Linked DNA regions of Homo sapiens: region 2 is linked to region 1. Evidence: chromatin loops called from intact Hi-C (ENCODE). Cell type or tissue: IMR-90. All regions are shown on one strand. Each heading gives the region's core, and the rest is flanking DNA. Links, peaks and the distances in the headings are about the cores only.

Region 1 (10,319 bases), core at 977-8,976:
TAAGTGAGGTCATTAGGGTGGGTCCTAATCCAATCTGGTGTCTATATAAGAAGAAAAGATTAGGACCCAGACATGGAGCAGAGGACAGAGGGAGGACCGTGTAAAGATGCAGGAAGAAGATGGCCGTCTACAAGCCAAGGAGTGGCCTCAGAAGAAACCAACCCTGTGACATCTTAATCTCAGATTTCCACCTCCTAGAACTGAGAAAACTAGTTCAGTTGTTTAAGTCACACAGTGTGTAGTACTTTGGTGCTATGGTAGCCCTGGCAAACTCATATAGATTTTTAAGAGGTTGGACCTTATCTTCAATCATTTAATGGGTCTCACTGAGACACTAGGGTTTAATACACAGAACTTCCCATACAAGAGTGTCCTGTGTTTTAAAGAGCAAAGAGTCCGCCAGTGTTTCCTTTTCAATATCTCCGAGTTTGTTGTTTGGGGACTTTTTGTCAAAGCTGAGACAATACACTGGGAAAATGCAGCACTTGGCTCATAGTAGGTGCCCAAATAAATATGTGGAATGCACAGTTAAAGAGTTTGACCGTGACTGTATGTATGAATAACAGAATTGCACCTAAAAAATTACATGACTTCTACATTTCTATCAGCAAAATTTCAATGTATTGGATATACAATGAGTCATTTCTATTTATGTCATTCAGGTAAACCCAAATGCATTCCATTGTAAATTCCACTGAAATATGGTATCACTTTGATGTGAACACCTCTTACTCCTTTGTAGGTTGGATTATGTCAGATATCCACTCGTTTCTGCTGGGTCATGGGAAGAGTACTGGAGAATTACATCACACATTGGTATTTTGAGAGGGCAAATCTATTTTTCTTTGGAACTGGGCATTCGTCAGTATCTGTGCCTCAGGAGCAGTGTCACCTTGACATCCTGAGTGATTCCAGGGCTTCAGAAATAAGTTGAAGTTCATGCCATTCATGATTGCTCTTCCCTCATCCGTTCACATCTGATAGAGTCAAAACTCACGGTCACGTTTGCCAGGCCCCACTTAATGAAATGGTGGCTAATTCCTTATCCCGTCCTCTGGGCCTCTAGGTCCTTCTGGAGGGATGTACCGGCCTGCAGCCCCTCAGCACAGCCTGGGGGCATCCCTCAGCATGCACAGCCCTGGGCTCTGGCTGTGGCTTCAGGGCTCGGTCCAGACGTGTAGTCAGAGTCAGGTATTTCCCATCCCTGTTGTTCCAGGGTGAGATGACATTCACTCATTCCCAGCAACACACCCCTCGTTGATGCCAATCTCATGGGTGTCATGGTGTCCTAAGCCTGAAGAGTAGGTACTCTCTTGATACTGGAGACCACAGTACGAGGAAGCCTGGAGGCCCCCGCCCGAGAACCACCCCTGTTTTCTCCTTGCTTAGCAGCTGTGGCAGCCAAAGGCCCTGTCCAAGGTCCTGTAGCCAGTATGGGAGTCCCGGCCCACGCTAGACCCAGGTGGCCTGAGTCCTAGGCCGGCATCTTTCCCACCATATCCATGCAGAAGAATCACCTGGGAGCTGGTGAAAGATACAAATTCTAGGCTTTATCCCCATAGATCCTGAGCAACCTAGGCCCAAGGAAGGAGAGGTCTAGAAATCTGCGTGGCCTGAGTCCTAGGCCGGCATCTTTCCCACCATATCCATGCAGAAGAATCACCTGGGAGCTGGTGAAAGATACAAATTCTAGGCTTTATCCCCGTAGATCCTGAGCAACCTAGGCCCAAGGAAGGAGAGGTCTAGAAATCTGCGTGGCCTGAGTCCTAGGCCGGCATCTTTCCCACCATATCCATGCAGAAGAATCACCTGGGAGCTGGTGAAAGATACAAATTCTAGGCTTTATCCCCATAGATCCTGAGCAACCTAGGCCCAAGGAAGGAGAGGTCTAGAAATCTGCATTTTTAACATGTCCTCCCCACCAACACACACACACACACTCTCTCTCTCTCTCTCTCTCTCTCTCTCTCTCACTCACTCATTCACTCTAGGTGGTTTCTATGCAGGCAGTCCCTGGCGCAAACTTTGGGAAACATTGCCCTATAAAATAAGACCTATACTGCAGTTTCCAAAGTGGGTCTTTTTTTTTTTTTCTTCAAAGAGCAGTGTCAAAGGAGTTCCTACTGGGTATGATTGCACTCCTCGTGGGGTACACAAGAACAATTATGATCAGAACTAAATTTAACTAAAATGGGAGGGAATGTGTACCAAGTGAAATAGGCAGCAGGTGCATTTCAGTTTTTCTTATGTGTAAACTACATCCATAAAAAGTGCTACAAGGGGAAGGGATTCAGGGTGCCGCAGAAATGTTGGGGCTACAGGCTGGAATCTCACTGGAAGCTCTAAGAACACTGATGCCTGGGCCTCCCTGCCCAGGAATTCTAATGTAATTTTTCGGGAATGAGGCCTGGGCATTAGAGTTTGGATGAGTTCCCAGGTGACTGATGAACCCTGGGCTGACAACTGCTGGTGAGGAAGCCCCACCTGGCAGGACTTCCAGCAGCATTAGCCTCAAGGAAGCAACGCATGATGTGATTGGGAAGTGTGAGGTAGCCGCTGGGCTAAAAGAGAGGGCTGAAAGTCCCCTTTCATGACTCAGTGCTACTGCATTGACCTTTTTTTTTTTTTTTGGAAAAAAGTAGCCATGGATATTTTGATTTATTTTTAAATGAAGTAAATTTTAAAATGACTCTCCTGTCTATTTCTTCTTTTTCACTCATCTCTGGGTATTTGAATGTACAATTCCCCATGTATTTTTTTTTTTTTTTTTTTTTGAGATGGAGTCTCGCTCTGTCACCCAGGCTGGAGTGCAGTGGCGCGATCTTGGCTCACTGCAAGCTCCGTCTCTCGGGTTCACGCCATTCTCCTGCCTCAGCCTCCCGAGTAGCTGGGACTACAGGCGCCTGCCACCACGCCCAGCTAATTTTTTGTATTTTTAGTAGAGACAGAGTTTCACCGTGTTAGCCAGGATTGTCTTAATCTCCTGACCTCATGATCCACCCGCCTTGGCCTCCCAAAGTGCTGGGATTACAGGCGTGAGCCACCGCACCCAGCCCCATGTATCCTTTTTTTAAAAAACCCACATATAATGTGATGGAGATTGTCATGCAAAACAAGCCAACCATCTTCCCATGCCTGACTCTGAGGACACAAAGCCCCTCAGGTGGCTAAGATCACACACGCACGCACACACACACACACACACACACACTGGCCCTCCTGCAGCCATGTGGACTTGCCATGCCAAATGTCCAGCTAGTGGGGAACATGCAATTATTTGAGTCAGTAAATATTAGTCCTGCCCTGAAGAAAATAAAAATGCTACTGTGCTTGCTGTCACATCTTGGAATGAGCAAATACCCTGCTTCCAACACACATAGGCCCTTCCTCTCCAAAATGTGTTGTCTTGAGAAGACCAGCAGCCTCATGACTTGTCTGTGTTTCTCAAAGTGTGTGACCCAGATCACCTACATCACAATCACTTGAAATGCAGTTGAAATGCAGATGCCTGGGTGCCACCCACAATCTACAGAATCAATCTCTGGGGTCTGGGGAACTTGCAGTTGTAACATCCCAGGCCATTCTCTGCATGTTGGGATTTGGGAGCTGCTGTGGCAATTGTTGGGCATCCAGTTATGCCCTCAGGCCCCCAAAGCAAAGATTCTCTGCAAGCAGTGGGAGCTTAGCGGTTACATATATTATTCCAGATCCTGTGCAGCTCTATGCAAGGATTCATTGTAAGCATGTTCCATAATGAACGTCTAAACGGGGGCCAGGACCCTGTTAGCCTTCACTAAGTGCTGGGGTGTAGTCCATCTTCCATGTTGTATTTTGTAGTGCTTCACACATAACCATAATAGAAACAAATGAGTATAGACCTGGTTAGATGCTTTGTTAAAAATCATAGCATACTCTTTTGGACACATGAGCAATTTACTGTTAGGACAAACAATCTGCTGATTAGGAAAAATGAAACACCTTGGTCATTTAAAAATACTGGACAAAAACTGATACAACCGATCATTGAAATGCAGCAAAGCTACATGTGCCTTGGTCCAGTGTCCCCTGTCCCCCAATTCTGATAAGTGAAATCATCTGATTGCCATAGTGTTGGTCTGGGCAAACGTGGGCATTTGATTTTTTTTGATTGTTTGTTTAATGTTTGTGTGTGTGAGAGAGACGAAGTTTCACACTTGGTGCCTAGGCTGGAGTGCAATGGCACAATCTTGGCTCACCACAACTTCCGCCTCCTGAGTTCAAGCGATTCTCCTGCCTCAGCCTCCCGAGTAGCTGGGATTACAGGCATGTGCCACCATGCCTGGCTAATTCTGTATTTTTAGTGGAGACGGGGTTTCTCCATGTTGGTCAGGCTGGTCTCAAACTCACGACCTCAGGTGATCCGCCCATCTCAGCCTCCCAAAGTGCTGGGATTACAAGTGTGAGCCACCATGCCCAGCTGGGCATTTGATTTCTATTGTTTTGCTCTCTGGACCTTGACTTCCATGATGCCAAGCAGCAGGGAGCAACTGAATTAGAGTCTAAACCGGCAAATGTGGAGGACTCCAAAGGACCAAGGTAGGGAGGGGGCTCCTGGTAACCACCGTTGCTGTTTCCTTTCAGGACTACTGACTAATCTCCCACATAAACCTGTGGCCCCAAGTTCCAGCCACCTCCAGAATTCTGTCTTTCCTCTCCATTGAGGATATGAGCCTGTATTCAGGGGTTCCTGGGCTTGGCGGAGGTGGTTATCGAATTAGATGATCCCCGTTGACACATCATTAGATAAATTAAGAATAGATGCCCAGCAGAGAAAACCAATTCATGACTCAGGCCAATGTTTCCAGAACGTGTAACTTGTCATAAACATCTAGTTTTCCTGCCCTTCCTGCCATCTCTGAGCATCAGGTGTGCAGTAAAAAGCCTTGGACAAGACATCTGAGTGTTATGAACCCAGTGCTCTGGCATCCTGGTGGCCCTTGAAAGAGAGTTTACTGTCTATATTTCAATAGACTGCTTGAATAATCGGGATCTTTTTCTATTTGCAGGAGACCCTGGCATCACAAAACACAAAAATGATTTCATCCATAGTCATCTCCCAGATGATTGATGAGAATAAGTCAAGAGAAAACAGGGCCTCCTTGCCCCTACCGTGTGCCATTGCTCAGTCTCGTGCACATCACGCCAAGCAATCTCTGGCTAACCGCAGCGGAGTCAACATTCACAGAGCATTTGCGTTACTTCCGGGCAGATTAGGAATCCCGGCACCGTCAGATGAGCGAGGACCTGAGGCAGAGCTGCCGCCCAAAGAGGAGAGACCCTGTGGGGGCCCCCGCAGAGGGTTTGCATCCATCACCATCACGGCCAGACGCGTGGGCCCCCCAGCCCGCGCCCTGGTGTGGGGGACTGCTGGGGACTCTCTGTGCCCCAAGTGCAGGGCTGAGGACACACTGTTCCAGGCGCCCCCGGCTCTGGCCAATGGCGCCCATCCAGGTCGGCATCAGAGATCTTTTGCCTGCACAGAGTTCTCCAGAAACAGCTCCGTGGTGCGGCTGAAGGTTCCCGAGGCCCACACTGGGTTGTGTGAGAGACGCAAGTACTGGGTCACCCATGCAGACGACAAAGAGACCAGTTTTTCTCCAGACACCCCACTGTCAGGAAAGAGCCCGCTGGTGTTCAGTTCCTGTGTCCACCTCAGGGTGTCTCAGCAGTGTCCAGATTCAATCTATTACGTAGACAAGTCTCTCTCCGTCCCCATTGAGCCACCTCAAATTGCCAGCCCCAAAATGCACAGATCCGTCCTGTCGCTCAACCTCAATTGTAGTTCCCACAGATTAACAGCAGATGGAGTAGATGGCCTAGTGAACAGAGAGCCAATAAGCGAAGCCCTGAAGCAGGAGCTCCTGGAGGGAGACCAGGACCTCGTAGGCCAGCGCTGGAACCCAGGTTTACAAGAAAGTCACTTGAAGGAAACCCCATCGTTGAGGCGGGTGCATTTGGGGACCGGCGCTTGTCCTTGGAGTGGTTCTTTTCCATTGGAAAACACAGAATTGGCAAATGTGGGAGCTAACCAAGTCACTGTAAGAAAAGGGGAAAAGGACCATACAACTCATTGTCACGCCAGCGATCATGCCAACCAACTGTCCATTCACATTCCTGGCTGGAGTTACAGGGCAGGTGAGTGGTGCGTCCATCTGCAGGAGGGTGACCTGAGTAAATGTCCTAGCAAGGTGACTGTTGAGTGAATTTCTTATACAAAACTTATTCTAAGAGGCATTTCTCAGTAGACTTGCAGTGATCTGCTCTGCTCATAGTTGACAACTGATAGCTCGGCATCGATGTCTGATTGGATAGATTTTTTTAGTTGAGACTTTTGTAGATTGTAAGAGGCCTTCTGTCAAATTCTTGTTCCCAATAGTTCCAGACCATATGTAATGAGAAGGAAATGAGGGCCTCCAAAGGAAGTTAATTTACAACATGCCCAAATTGCGTTCCAAAAGAGGGTGAGAAGAATGAAATGCCATTCGCCCCCAGATGTTTCATCTCTCTCGCCAAACATCTGCGTGTTTGGAAGTGTCCAGATTTCTGTACTTTCTACTTTTCAAGTTAGCCTCATTGATATAAAAGCTAGACTGCAAAGCTTCATAATGGAGCGTGTAAGTGTGAATGTGTGTATGTGAATGTGTGCGTGTGTGCGTGTATAATAATTATAGGACATTTTCTAAATTAGGCAAGTCAGGGACTCTCTGTGCCAAATAGTAGTAGCAGCAGCAGCAGCAATTTTCTGTCCCCCTGGTTTTGTCTTCTGGGGCATCTTGACCAGGATTTGTTGCTGTTTCTGCCATTTCCAGGGCCGGGAAGAATTCCCAGGATGGGTTGCCCTGAGGACTCTGCACCTTTCTTGGGAAATCAAAAGAGGAAAGCAGGCATTTTTTGGAAGAAAGAGGCCAGATTTCTTTCTTTCTCTGTGTAAACTTCTGATTTTCAACTTTGCTTTCTGCAAGAGGCTCTGGTTTATGAATTACTTTCTATTTGGAAAAAAGTATTTAAAGATATTAGTATACAATTGAAAATGCAGGATATGCATCATAATTTTACGGTACAACTTTTATTCATTAAAGCTTTATTAATAAAAATGACTGTAAAACATTTAAAGTTATAATGTGTATAGAAATGTTAAATGATGTAATTAATTTTAACAACTGTATATATATTGAAATATTGAATGCTCAGAGATTTTTAAGGCAATTTTGGCATGGCTTTCAGATTGATTAAACCATTGAAATGCATGTCTTACAGACTTATTACAAGAAGGACAACATAAGCAGCTATCAATGTTCCAAAGATAAATCCCACTTTAGTGGTTAAAGAGATTGCTCAAGCTAAGCACTTCGTCTTCCTTATTGATGATGATTCCAGAAATACACCACTGCATTGTTGTATGTTACCCCAGTTAAAGCACATCCTCATTTTTAAACCATGTGTCATGGTGTGAAATAATAATTTGGATTTATAGTACTTTTCACCAAAGGCTCTTCATTAATAATGAGAGCCAGATCTCAAACACTCATACACTCATCTCAGAGGAGGGCAGCAAGAGTGTGGACACTTCCCCCAACTTACTTTTTGGCTTTGGTGGTGCAGAGAAGATTTTTGATTGTGATTTTGTGAAATGACTGCTCCTCTAAGGGATTATCTTAGGCAAATAGTATAAATTTATTCTGCATCCTGCAGGCCAACATCCCCCAGAAAAAGCACAGATCCCAAAGATTCACATGTGAAGCGTTTCAGTGGCTTTAAGCCATGAGGCTTCATTCTACCATTTGAGGAAAGAGATAGTCACAGACACCAGGGGAGTCTTGAATACCTTTTTTACAATTTCAGTAGCTTTGGGAGTACAAGTGGTTCTTGGTTACATGGATGAATTTTACAGTGGTGAATTCTGAGATTTTAGGGCACCCGTCACCCAAGTAGTGTATATTGCACCTAGTGTGTGTGTGTGTTGTGTGTGTGTGGTGTGTGTGTGTGTGGTGTGTGTGTGGTTGTGTGGTGTGTGTGTGTGGTGTGTGTGTGCGTGTGTGTGGTGTGGGTGTGTGGTTGTGTGGTGTGTGTGTATGGTGTGTGTGTGTGGTGTGTGTGTATGCGTGTGTGGTGTGTGTGTGTGGTGTATATGTGGTGTGTGTGTGTGTGTTTATCCCTAGGCCCACCTCTCACCCTCCCCTTTCTGAGTCTCTGAAGTCCATCATATCACTCTGTATGCCTTTGCGTACTCATAGCTTAGCTCCCACTTATGAGAACATACGGTTTTTGGCTTTCCACTGCTATGTTACTTCACTTAGAATCATAGCCTCCAGCTTCAACCAAGTTGCTGCAAAAGACATGATTTCATTCCTTCTAATGGCTTAGTAGTAGTCCATGGTGTATATATAGACCACATTTGGAAGAACTTTTTGTGGAGTTGCTGATCTATTATTTCTAGCTCAGTGAATGTGGAGGAGTGATACTCTCTGAACTCCTCATCTGGGTAACTAGAGCAGGGGGTAGATTGGGTGTTTTCGAGGTCCCATCAAGCTTAAAAAATTTCAGCTCTATTTGCCCAAGGTGGACTCTGTAAAGAAAAGAGGCTCCGTGGGATTCTGGACCCCTCAGTTGCAAAGTCCAAAGCCACAGAGCCCTGGGGTGTGCTGTGGGGCACTTGCCTCGGATGCCTACAAATGCACACCTTCACCTACACGTGCACCCCTGGCTGTGTGCTCCCTCACTCAGAAATAATTTCCAGTGGACTCTATTTCTTCTCAGGTGACAAGAAAGCACATCTGTCCATGCTGTAGAATTCTGGCCTGAAATTTACCAGCACAGCTCATTGACTCTAATGACCACGGGCTGTCCTTGCACAGCCTGCACAACGTGTGGAGGGTGAGCTTGCTGACCTTCAGATTCCACAAAACCTTTAGCCTTAATGCAAGAGCTTTCAGACTGCAGCAGTGCTCATTAAAACTCAGAGGAACTGTTTATATTTTCCTGTCTGAAACTGGAATCCTATCTGAGACATTCTTGACAGCCTCCTGTGGTTACACATGCTATTAGCAGTCTTCTTACTTCATAGTTACTGAATCTGATTCTTTGTATCTGAAGGATTCCAAAATACCTCATGAGCAGGATCTTCTGTTGGCTGGCTTACTGACATTCAGCTGCTTGGTGGGTACAGCCTGGGCAATTCTACAAACAGAGGCAAAGCAATTTTAGTTCTAGTCATTAGGTCGTTGGACAGAAAGTTCTACAAATTGTATTCATGAATGAGCCTCCAGGATATGCACCCAAAAGAGAAGATGAGGAAAAATGAGACACAAGCACATCATGCAATTCAAATAGCTGTTTCTACTGAGACATAGCATTCCAATAGACGCGTGAGCACCTGCTCTCATCTCAGGCTGAATGTTAAGAAATTGGTTCTCTCTTTGCTCATCTCCTCAGTCCCTGTATGTTTTGTCTTTACATCTCTACTACTGGTAAGCATTCAGATAGCACCAAGTAGGTGGGCATTGGGCAAATCTTCGAATCTATCATAAAAAATTTAATCCCCATTCTTGTCATCATCACCATCATCATCGTCATCATCATCATCTTATTCATAACCACAACATATGTTCTAGAAGTCCTAGGCACCAGGCCCTGGGCTGCATCCATTATTTTGAATCATTCAACCATCTGTAAAGAGTATCATTATCTTTATTTTTCACACAACACAAATGAGGCTTGAAGATTAAATGATTTGCCCAAGTCCACGTGGCCAATTGGTGCTAGAGCTGTGTACTTGTCTCCTGCTGTTCCCTTCTCAGTGACAGCCCCAGGCAGGGCAATTAAGATGGTGGTGACTCAACGGCAGGCCCCACCTCCTCTGCCACTACCAAAGGTGGTATCTGAAGGCTGCTTATGAACATCTGGAGTAATACTGGTATTTGGTTGCCAGTTACCCCGGTAGACTATTAGGAGAGTGAACTGCAAGTTAATTTATGAAAAAATGTAATAAGCCATATCATTTTATGCGATTAAAATGTATTGGCTCAGAAATCCTCCTCAGCCTGAAATCCAGTTCTTTGTGGTGGTCTGTGAAATATACAGTGTTGATCCAAATGGTTCCCACCTCACCGGATGTGCATGCCTGACTCACTATTGACTTAGACACATTTCTTACTGCCAATTTTATTGTGCATCTGTGGCTTAAATCTGAAGCTTTTTACCATTTCTGAGATATCCAAGTAGAGGGAGCAAAATCTTCTGATGATGGTAGATGCTATTGAAGAGGAGACTAGTGAATACGC
Region 2 (10,319 bases), core at 903-8,902, 640 kb after region 1:
TGAATTTGTACAAGTTGTAGAACTGCAGTTGCTAACTTAGGTTGATAAAGCCTTGATTTAGATTAGATTTTGATTACCCGGAGGACTCCTCTTACCTACTCTCATAGCAGCAGATTGGCCAGAGTGTTGGTGATTTCCTTTCAGGTAGGCGGTAAGAGGCCAGGGATGCACATTCTCATGCCTCGATTGCTTACCTTGCATGCCCCAGAGTCAGTTCCAGCTGGGCTTTGGGACAGAGCATAGGGCAGGCCCCACTGCTCTGGCTTTATGCAAATGGCACATCAGAAGTACAGAAAACTGAATTTAGAAAATGGATTGAGAAACATGAAAAAAGTATTTGGTGAGTTCAGAATAAAGAGATGTGAAGTATTGATTTCTAGTTAGGGAGCATTTCCAGACCAAATGCGTAAATCCAAGGGTTGCACATCACCAAACTCCCAGGATAAATCACATGAAAATAGCTTTTTTTATGTGTTAGAGGAGCAATTTTCTGTTTCTTCACCATATTGTGCAACTTTTGCTAAGTACTCAGTCACAAAGTGACCCAGAATTCAATGTTTCTCTGAAAAAAGTTAAAGCCAAATGATTCATAGAAAGGTACAACTATTTAAGCTTTTCTAATTCCCATAGTGCCAACTTGGCAACTAGTCCATCCAGAATAATGTTTTTTAATACTAGGGGGGAATATCTTCCAAAGAGGAACTATGGGGTAGAAACAAAACCTCTAACAGGCTTGTAAGTCATTGGTGAGAAGACAAAGATGCAACTGGGACAATGAAAAAGTTGCTAAGTAGTACCCAGAAAAGTTAGGCCAGGTGTTGTGGCTCACACCTGTAATCCCAGCACTTTGGGAGGCCGAGGCGGGCGGATCACCTGAGGTTGGGAATTGGAGACCAGCCTGACCAGCATGGAGAAACCTCGTCTCTACTAAAAATACAAAATTAGCCAGGTGTGCTGGTGCGTGCCTGTAATCCCAGCTACTTGGGACGCTGAGGCAGGAGAATTGCTTGAACCCGGGAGGCGGAGGTTGCAGTGAGCCAAGATCCTGCCATTGCACTCCAGCCTGGGCAACAAGAGTGAGACTCCATCTCAAAAAAAAAAAAAAAAAGAAAAGAAGCAGAACTAGGGGAAGAAAGGTCAATACCAACAAGAGATACAATATTTACTATAAATGCAGAGAAGGCAAGAGTTCTTTGTAAAGCTGCAATCTCAGTATCCCTTGAAATGTGAAATACTCAAATTATCGACATTTGCCAAATGATAACATTTTTTAGCCAGTAATTCAAGTTTGCTAAGGAATCAACCCTCAGTATGTTACTTAGCTTGCCCAGAGTGATTCAGAAGGCATGTAAAACTGGAGAACTCTAACAAATAAGGCAGATGGTTTCATGTTTCCCTCTTTTCTGGCTGGAGATAACCTTTTCAGTTTGTGTTTGCATTGCTTACTGTTAACTATCTCCAAGTAGCTGTTACTGGAAGGGGAGCTGCATCCTATGTGGTCAGAGCCACAGTTGAGTACGTGCAGTATAATTTGTTGTGACTTCTGCTCAACTATTAACTTGGGCACGTAAGCAAACATTCCTACATTAAGCACGATATGGATATGTTCAGTCTTCTACTGGTTATTGTAACTGATATTTAGATGGCCTTTTCCCATTTCTGAATTAATGTCTTTGCCTCATAGGTGAAATAGTTTGCTCTAATGTAGAGGAAGGCAGAAAAGGAAAATGAAGACTGTTGGATTGGTATATTTGTTGTACTTCCAGGAATGTATAATGTTTATACTATTATCAACACACTGTAATAAACTAATCTTGCAGAATGTGTTTCATGAGCAAAGAGAAATAAATTAAATGCAGTTTTTAAAAAAGGCCCAAATCAGAAGCTTGAGAACATGGCTCATGATCATTGGAATCTTGTCGAATTTTAGAGTTCGAAAGCAGCTGTCCTGGACCTTATATGAATAACCAGGCTGAACGTGTCCAAATGTTTTAATAAAACTGGATAGTATTATTTCAGCAACGATTCTAGCTATGTAAAGCAGTGCCCACTGTCATCATAGTACTGTCCCCCTGATGTTGCCATTAGGCTAGAAAGAGTAGTTTATTTATTTATTTTTATTTTTTATTTTTTTGAGACAGAGTCTCGCTCTGTTGCCCAGGCTGGAGTGCAGTGGTGTGATCTCAGCTCACTGCAACCTGCGCCTCCCGGGTTCAAGTGATTTTCCTGCCTCAGCCTCCCGAGTAGCTGGGATTACAGGCACCCACCACCACGCCTGGCTAATTTTTGTATTTTTAATAGAGATGGGGTTTCGTCACGTTGGCCAGGTTAGCCTCAAACTCCTGACCTCTCAAATAATCCACCCGCCTTGGCCTCCCAAAGTGCTGAGATTACAGATGTGAGCCACCGCACCCAGCCTAGAAAGAGTAATTTAAAATGCTGATTGCCTGAGAATTTCATGGCTTCAGTTGCCACCTTTCTATAAAGATGCTTAGAAGCAACTGTGATGTAGTGGCAATTATACTCGCCAAGAAACTAGAAGATATGGATTGGTTCTGGTCATGCTGTTTACTGGCAGTATGACCTTGGACAAGTCACGCCTCTAAGTTTCTTTCCTCATGCATCAAATGAGGGTGTTGGCCTTCATGTCTTCCAGAGATTTCTTTCAGTACTGAAATTCTGCAACTACCATGCCTATCTCTAGCTCTGACCTCTCCCTTAGCCTCCTGCCTTGCTTTTCCGTTGATCCCAGGATGGTTATGCCTGGATGTTCTTCTGATAACATTGACCATCTTCCTGACTATCCTGAAGGTCATCTTCCTACCCTCCTAACTCCTGATTCCCCCCAAAAGAACTTTATGCTGCTCTTTAGCTTCATTCATTTATTTTATTTTACTTTCCAATTTCCTGTTCTTGTCAATTATATAATTAGTATTTTAAGTTAGAAATCATAGAATATTTGTCTTCTTCCTATGCATAATTAGTCTGTTAGTGGGCACTGCTTATTCTTCCTTTGCAGTAATTTTCCCGTGGTTTTATTACCTCTCTCCCATGCTTAGCACTAAGCCCAAGCCTTTCTCTCTCTTCTTTTCAATTATTATGATGTCCTTATCCATCTTTCCACTCAACTCTTATCCCTACCATATGTCAGATCCTCTGTTCGGTATTGGGAACAAATGCAAACCACACGTGTAGCTTAAGGATCTTCCCACATAGTGGAGAGACAGAGAATCATATTCAAACAAGGGTTTTGGCTGGGCACAGGGGCTCACATCTGTAATCCCAACACTTTGGGAAGCTGAGGCAAAAGGATCACTTGAGCCCAGGCAATTGAGACCAGCCTGGGCAACAGAGCGAGACCCTGTCTCTACTAAAGAAATTTTTTTTTTTTTTTTGAGACAGAGTCTCACTCTGTCGCCCAGGCTGGAGTACAGTGGTGCCAGCTCAGCTCACTGCAACCTCTGCCTGCCAGGTTTAAGCGATTCTCCTGCCTCAGCCTCCTGAGTAGCTGGGACTATAGGCGTACGCCACCACACCCAGCTAATTTTTGTATTTTCAGTAGAGACAGGGTTTCCCCATGTTGACCAGGCTGGTTTTGAACTCCTGACCTCAGGTGATCCACCTGCCTTGGCCTCCCAAATTGCTAGGATTACAGGCATGAGCCACCATGCCTGGCCTAAAGAAAATTTTTTAAAAACAAGTAGTTTTAATATAGCTTTTCACATGAATGATGTTTGAGGTCTTGGCTAGGGACCCTAGATAGTGGACCCTGACATGAAGGCAATCCATTTAAAAGTAAGAATTTGGCAAGAATAAAAAATTACTTGCTAAGGAATAAAGGAGGCAAAATTTTATGTAAATTCTTAAACGATGTAGAATCTTAAACTATGTAGAATCACAGAATTTTAAATTATTTCTAGACAGTATAAGAAATTATTCATTCAATGAATAATTACTGAGTACTAGGATAATTTGGTGACCAACACGGATAGGTCTCTGCTTTTAGAGCTCATTTGAGGGGCCGTTAGGTAGTGGGGAACTAGGAACAAACAGCAACCTCAGGAAGGTGATGGCTGCCACGGTGGGAAGCACACCGTGGATCTAGATACCTAGGGGATCACAGCAAGCCTTGTGGAGAAAACGACACCAGAGTTCAAACTTGAAGGATAATTCTCATTCATTCAGTCTATTCATTTTACAGGTAAGAATTAACTAAAGCTTAGAAAATTTGTGGTTTACATGGAACAAATTAATGGCAAGCCAATCCCTTAGGTGGCTTGTTATTCCTGGATCTTGCCTTGATTCCACGTTTCCTGAGCGCAGTATCTTAAAATTTCATCTTTCATAGAACAAAGTAAGCGTTGAGTAAATAATTACTGATAACTTGCAACCTGTTGACAAGGCTGACACCTATCTGAAAGTGCAGGAAGTGCATTTGCCTTTCAGTCCTTAGGAATTTACAGTCTACAGCAGTCATTCATTTTGGAGTTACTTGTATTTCTGGTGAGTTATGTTTATTTTTCAAATTACAGTGAGAATTCAGATCTAAGAATTTCATAATGAATCTCATAAATAGCAGACCTCAAGATAATTAGAAATTTTACAACGTTTAAATTCCTTAGATCAATTAAAAACACTCTTGGAATAATTTATTTTTAAAATGCATGTAACAATGCATAATTTACTGACAATGCCTTAAGATTGTAGCATACAAATGAATTCAGTACATTCTACTATAATAATTCTTGTACAAATGAATGTGATAAACATCAGTTGGTCCATAATATATTTTAGAAAAAAAAGGATTTTTAAAATAAAATGGCTCTAGAGTAGCTTTGCTTAGAACTGACTCCAAATCCAGATGGGTTGGTTGATTATCTCACTGGGTTTATTTAGATGGGTTTATTTATTTAATTATATTTAGATTGTAAATTACCAGGATATTTTAGCTTTTATTATCAGAGAAATGTTAAGTAGGCTTATCTGGATATTTGTTATCATCATTTGGATTTAAATATAAATGCTTTAATTTTGAGTCACTAGTTTTTATCTAAATGCTATCTATAATTTACATTGCTTAAAACACAATAGCTGATAACAGAAGCCATATTTTTGATGGGCCTTCTAATCAAAAAGAAAATAATCTCTAAATACATTAGTCTTTTCAGAAACACAGTTGAGGTTGAAAGTATTTTTTTTTTCATTTTTGTCCTTGATTTTTTTTTTTTTTTTTTTGAGACGGAGTCTTGCTCTGTCGCCCAGGCTGGCGTGCAGTGGCACAATCTCTGCTCACTGCAAGCTCCGCCTCCCGGGTTCACGCCATTCTCCTGCCTCAGCCTCCCAAGTAGCTGAGACTACAGGCGCCCGCCACCACGCCTAGCTAATTTTTTGTATTTTAAGTAGAGACGGGGTTTCACCATGTTAGCCAGGATGGTCTCGATCTCCTGACTTCGTGATCCGCCCACCTCGGCCTCCCAAAGTGCTGGGATTACAGGCGTGAGCCACCACACCCGGCCTGTCCTTGATTTTTATCTGCCTTTTTTTGTCTGGCAGTCAAACTTTCACAGTCCCTGTTAACTCCTGTTTCTTCTTAACTTTATTTCCTAGCAGTAACTCTGTGCATAATCCATATTGTTCAGAGTTTCACTAAGTAAGATGTAATACAGCCCACTGCTGATTTACTGATGAAAGAAAATCACTTATAAGATGAACCCTGCTGTAAGACAGAGATGTCTCTTGTTTTGTTTTCAGCAGAAGCTGATCCTGTCTCATTTTTTCCTGCTACAGGTTCCTCAGTGGTGTGCTGAATATTGTCTTTCCATCCACTACCAGCACGGGGGCGTGATATGCACACAGGTCCACAAGCAGACTGTGGTCCAGCTCGCCCTGCGGGTGGCGGATGAAATGGATGTTAACATTGGTCATGAGGTTGGCTACGTGATCCCTTTCGAGAACTGCTGTACCAACGAAACAATCCTGAGGTTGGTTTGTGGGGTTCAGTCCGCTCCCTGCTGATGATTCTTGGCTTAGGTTCTACAATTCTGAAGGAGCATTATTCTGGCATTCTACCTGTTAAGCATCTATGCTGTGCAGTAGCAACTGGTCTCTGTCATCAGCCAGCCAGCAACAGTTGCTTTCCCACACTGGCATCATCTGGGATTCCTTGTCTAAATGTATCCCATGACTCCCATTATCCCCTGGAAAAAGTTAACAACTTGCTTGGCCCCTCAGAACCTTCAAGCGTGTGCTTCTGGAGCTATGCCTCATGCAGGGTCCACATCATTGCCTGTGTGCAAGCCACATGGACACCTGGAGCACACTGTGTGCCCTGTGCTTTCCACACCCTGTGCCTGTACACCTGCCCCTCCCTGTGCTCAGCATGTCCGGGCCCGGCTAGTTCCTCCTAGTCACTCAGTATGCAGTGTAGCAGCCACCTACTCCAGGAAGGCTTCCCTGCCCCTCCAGTAATACACATTAGAAAACCCTCTGTGGGGCTTCTGGAAAACTTGGTGTCAGCCTGCATCATAGCAGCTTCGACAGTGTTTCTCAAACTGTGCTTTGCAGAGTCTTCTATGTTCCAAGGAGACTTCTCTGTGGCTACCGCAAGTTGTGGTATCTCTTCTGTGCTTAGCTTCATTATGAGATTTCCTTTGAAGAAGGATTTCCAAGAGCTTGAAAGAAGAAAAAAAAGGAAAAAGAAACTGGAAAAATCACTGCTCTGGGCTAGTGCTTCTCAAGCACCTTTATATTACAGCCATCATAGAAAGTGATAGTATCCATACAGTACCGCAAGGAAATGGTCACAGCTGCCTGGAGCCAGAGTTGACCATCCCACGGGCTTCAGCTGCCCCGGGCACTGCCCGACCACTCCAAGAGCCAAGTAGCTAAGTATCTCGGGGTCAGTATTTCTGCACCTCTCTAACCCATTTGTGTGGCATACAGTGTGCCACGCACAGCATTGGGGAAGCTCTGCTTTTCTGTAACAGGGCAGGGATGGTTTTTCACGTGCTCATATCCCTAGTGTCTCATGTGCTCATCCCCAGGAGGATGTTCGGTAAACTGGATAGTGGAAGGGATTTTGCCCTGTCCCAGCTAGCACTGCACTCTGGTGCGGTTCTTATCTCCATTCAGAAAACCCATGGGGCTGGGCACAGTGGCTAATGCCCATAATCCCAGCACTTTGGGAGGGCGAGGCAGGAGGATTGCTTGAGCTCTGGAGTTTGAGACCAGACTAGGCAACACAGTGAGATCTCATCTCTACAAAAAATACAAAAATTAGTGAGCGTGATGGTGCATGCCTATAGTCCCAGCTACTCAGGAGGCTGAAGCGGAAAGATCACTTGAGTCCAGGAAATCGAGGCTGCAGTGAGCTGTGATCGCGCCACTGCACTCCTGCCTGGGTGACAGAGTGAGACCCTGTCCCAGAAAAAAAGAAAGCCCATGGGGCTCATTCGGTTTGTACTAAGCTACTTTCCCTCAAACGTTTATCTTCAAAAGTAGAAGACAGTCTTCAGGCTAGTGTCAAATCATAGGGGAAAGTCTTTAGACCATCAGCACTCTGACTTGAACTTCTTGAAGATATATTACCTTCTGTTATTATAACAATTATGTCCCTGAGTCATTAAATTACTATGTATTTATAAATTGCTGATTGTGTAAATTGTACGTGAGTGGTACAAAAGAAACATAAAAACCTCTCTGGTTCTTAGGAGCTCACAAACTAGTTAAAGAGCTGGACAGGACAAGACATAGGACCCTGAAAGGGTGAAGGATCCCTAAGCAGATTTGTGGTTGGTTGGTTGGTTTGACATTTTAAAGTAGCCCTTTGAATTATGTTTTTAATTAAATGATGGCTCTGACTAGGTTCTGAAGTTAATATTATATCTTTAATACCATCTAGACTTTGAAAACCCTTTAAAAGGATTCTTTAATGTAGTCATTTTTAAAATGAGATATTATAAGAGCTTTGTCATGATATGGAATCAGATATTTCTTTTTCTTTCTTTTTTTTTTTTTTTTTTTTTTTTTTTTTTTTTTTTTTGAGACAGAGTCCCACTCTGTCTCCCAGGCTGGAGTGAAGTGGCACGATCTCAGCTCACTTCAACCTCCATCTTCCGGGTTCAAGCGATTATCGTGCCTCAGCCTCCTAAGTAGCTGGGACTACAGGCATGCACCATCACACTTGGCTAACTTTTTGTATTTTTAGTAGAGACGGGGTTTCGCCATGTTGCCTGGGCTGGTCTCAAACTCCTTAGCTGAGGCAGTTTGCTGGCCTCGGCCTTTGAAAGTGCTGGTATTACAGGCGTGAGCTACCGCACCCAGCCTAAGATACTTCTTAATATGGAAAGCCACAAAGACAAATAATGGTGGGGAAATCTAATAATACTGTTAGACACGCCTCACCTTTTAAACATCTATCACATGTTAGGCTTAGGATTGTTTTATGGTAAAAACCCAAGCATTCAATTCTGACACCCAAAGGAAATACTATATATTAAAGTATGTATTAGTTTCAATCTGTGTATGGCATTCCTTTCTTAACAGGGACAGTTGCTTCAGGTGTGGTGGGCTGAGGTACAAAGGCACCCATGGAGACAGGTGGAGAGTAGCTTCCTGCTTTGACAGGTTTTGCAGGTTGTTTCTTTCTGCCCTTGCTGGGCTGCCTTATTCTTCATTGCTTTCATATCTTCACTTCACAGTTACTCTTGCTTCTGAACATTGTACTTTCTTTTCCACTGTGACATGCCCCCAGAACCAGCGCAGAGTCAGAAGATACTCTGATGCATTGTGGTAAACAGTGTTTGAGTCACAGGAAAGAGGCCAGAGCTATTGAAAAGACCCCTATGATAAAATAAAGCAACACCTGTTTTCTTCCTGGTATTCCATGCTCTGGAGAGGAGGCAACATGGCTGTCAAAGGGTGTCTCCACCACTTACTCACTTGTAACCTTATAGAAGTCACCTAACCTCTTTGACCTTTAAGTTGCCTCATCTGAAAAATGTGGACGATTAATATACTTGCTCTGAGGGTTGTTGTGAGGACTATTAAATTTATGTAACTGATGCATGGTGTATGTATGTGGTAGCTATGTTTATAATTATATTTTTATAATTATGATTAGAACAAGATTGATTTTCCTGAAGAGGTATGCTAGCCATAATTTTGAATAAGCTCAGATTGAATAGCTATTTAAATCAGAGGATTTAACATTGATCATTGATTGGCCGGGCACGGTGGCTCACGCCTGTAATCCCAGCACTTTGGGAAGCCAAGGCGGGCAGATCCCAAGGTCAGGAGATCGGGACCATCCTGGCTAACATGGTGAAACCCCGTCTCTACTAAAAATACAAAAAAAATTAGCTGGGAGTGGTGGCAGGTGCCTATAGTCCCAGCTGCTCAGGAGGCTGAGGCAGGAGAATGGCGTGAACCCAGGAGGCAGAGCTTGCAGTGAGCCGAGATCATGCCACTGCACTCCAGACTGGGCAACAGAGTGAGACTCCATCTCAAAAAAAAAAAAAAATTGATCATTGATTATAGAAGGCAGTAGTCTATATTTGATACTGTCTTTTTCATTTTTTTGGTAGCCCCTTAGTATCTATCAAACACATCATAGGCAATTAGTAAACTGTCTTTAAGCCTACTACTATTTTTTGGATGCTATATGTAACAACTTTGTTCTTCTTTAAGCTTTTCTCTGGCCTTTTTTGAAACAGTGAATACCTGAATATTATATACCTAAAATAGTCTTTAGGAACTACATATCAAGATATCTCATAGAAGTGACTCATAGTGTCAAATGGTGGTCTTTTCTGTTTTTAGAACTGGAAAATTCTCAAATTTTCATTAAGGTTAAACTCAATTATATAATTTTATAAAATATAAATATTAATAAAACTTTATTTTATTATAGTCTTAGCTTTTAGAAATTTAGCCTTAATTTAAAGATATAAACTGCATTTCCTGAAACCTTGGTAGTGTATCTATTTTTTTTACGTACTTATTAGTTAACAGCACTTTTTAAAGTATCATACACACAATATCTCATTACCATAAAGTTCAGAAACATATCTTTGTGTTATATAGAAAAAAAGTAGTTTTTTTTTTTGCTTTGTTTTGAGTTGGAGCCTTGCTCACATTGCACAGACTGGGATGCAGTTGTGGGATCATAGCTCACTGTAATGTGGGACTCCTCCTGGGCTGGAGTGATCTCCCACCTCAGCCTCCCAAGTAGGTGGGACTGCAGAAAAATGTGGGTTTGTATAGTAAGTTTTAGGATTGAGCCTTCACAATTCCCTTATATAATCATCTGTAAGGCTAGG

What was found. Hi-C counts contacts between places; a loop is a spot of excess contacts. Peaks named below come from ENCODE experiments on the same cell type or tissue, not always from the same donor. Only the 100,000 strongest peaks of a DNase experiment are listed, where the experiment ranks them.
Region 2: a loop joins it to region 1, with 10 times the contacts of the local background. A loop is called at or near these places in 21 of 110 quality-filtered maps.

The regions. Positions count from the first base shown.
Region 1 is chr10:126,499,812-126,510,130 of GRCh38, reverse strand. C10orf90 (chromosome 10 open reading frame 90) reads left to right here. Exons shown (of 10, transcript NM_001350921.2): 4 at 5,046-6,174. LOC105378549 (a long non-coding RNA gene) reads right to left here. Exons shown (of 3, transcript XR_001747637.3): 2 at 9,146-9,216; 3 at 6,946-7,025. Among named protein-coding and RNA genes, the nearest start is that of LINC00601, 83 kb to the right of the region's middle. In IMR-90, for the core only: a CTCF peak has its summit at 5,830; a DNase peak (open chromatin) is centred at 5,850; H3K27me3 peaks cover 610 bases.
Region 2 is chr10:125,862,652-125,872,970 of GRCh38, reverse strand. DHX32 (DEAH-box helicase 32 (putative)) reads left to right here. Exons shown (of 11, transcript NM_018180.3): 2 at 5,788-5,981. Among named protein-coding and RNA genes, the nearest start is that of DHX32, 13 kb to the left of the region's middle. In IMR-90, for the core only: a CTCF peak has its summit at 4,409; DNase peaks (open chromatin) are centred at 1,420 and 4,410; H3K27ac peaks cover 748 bases.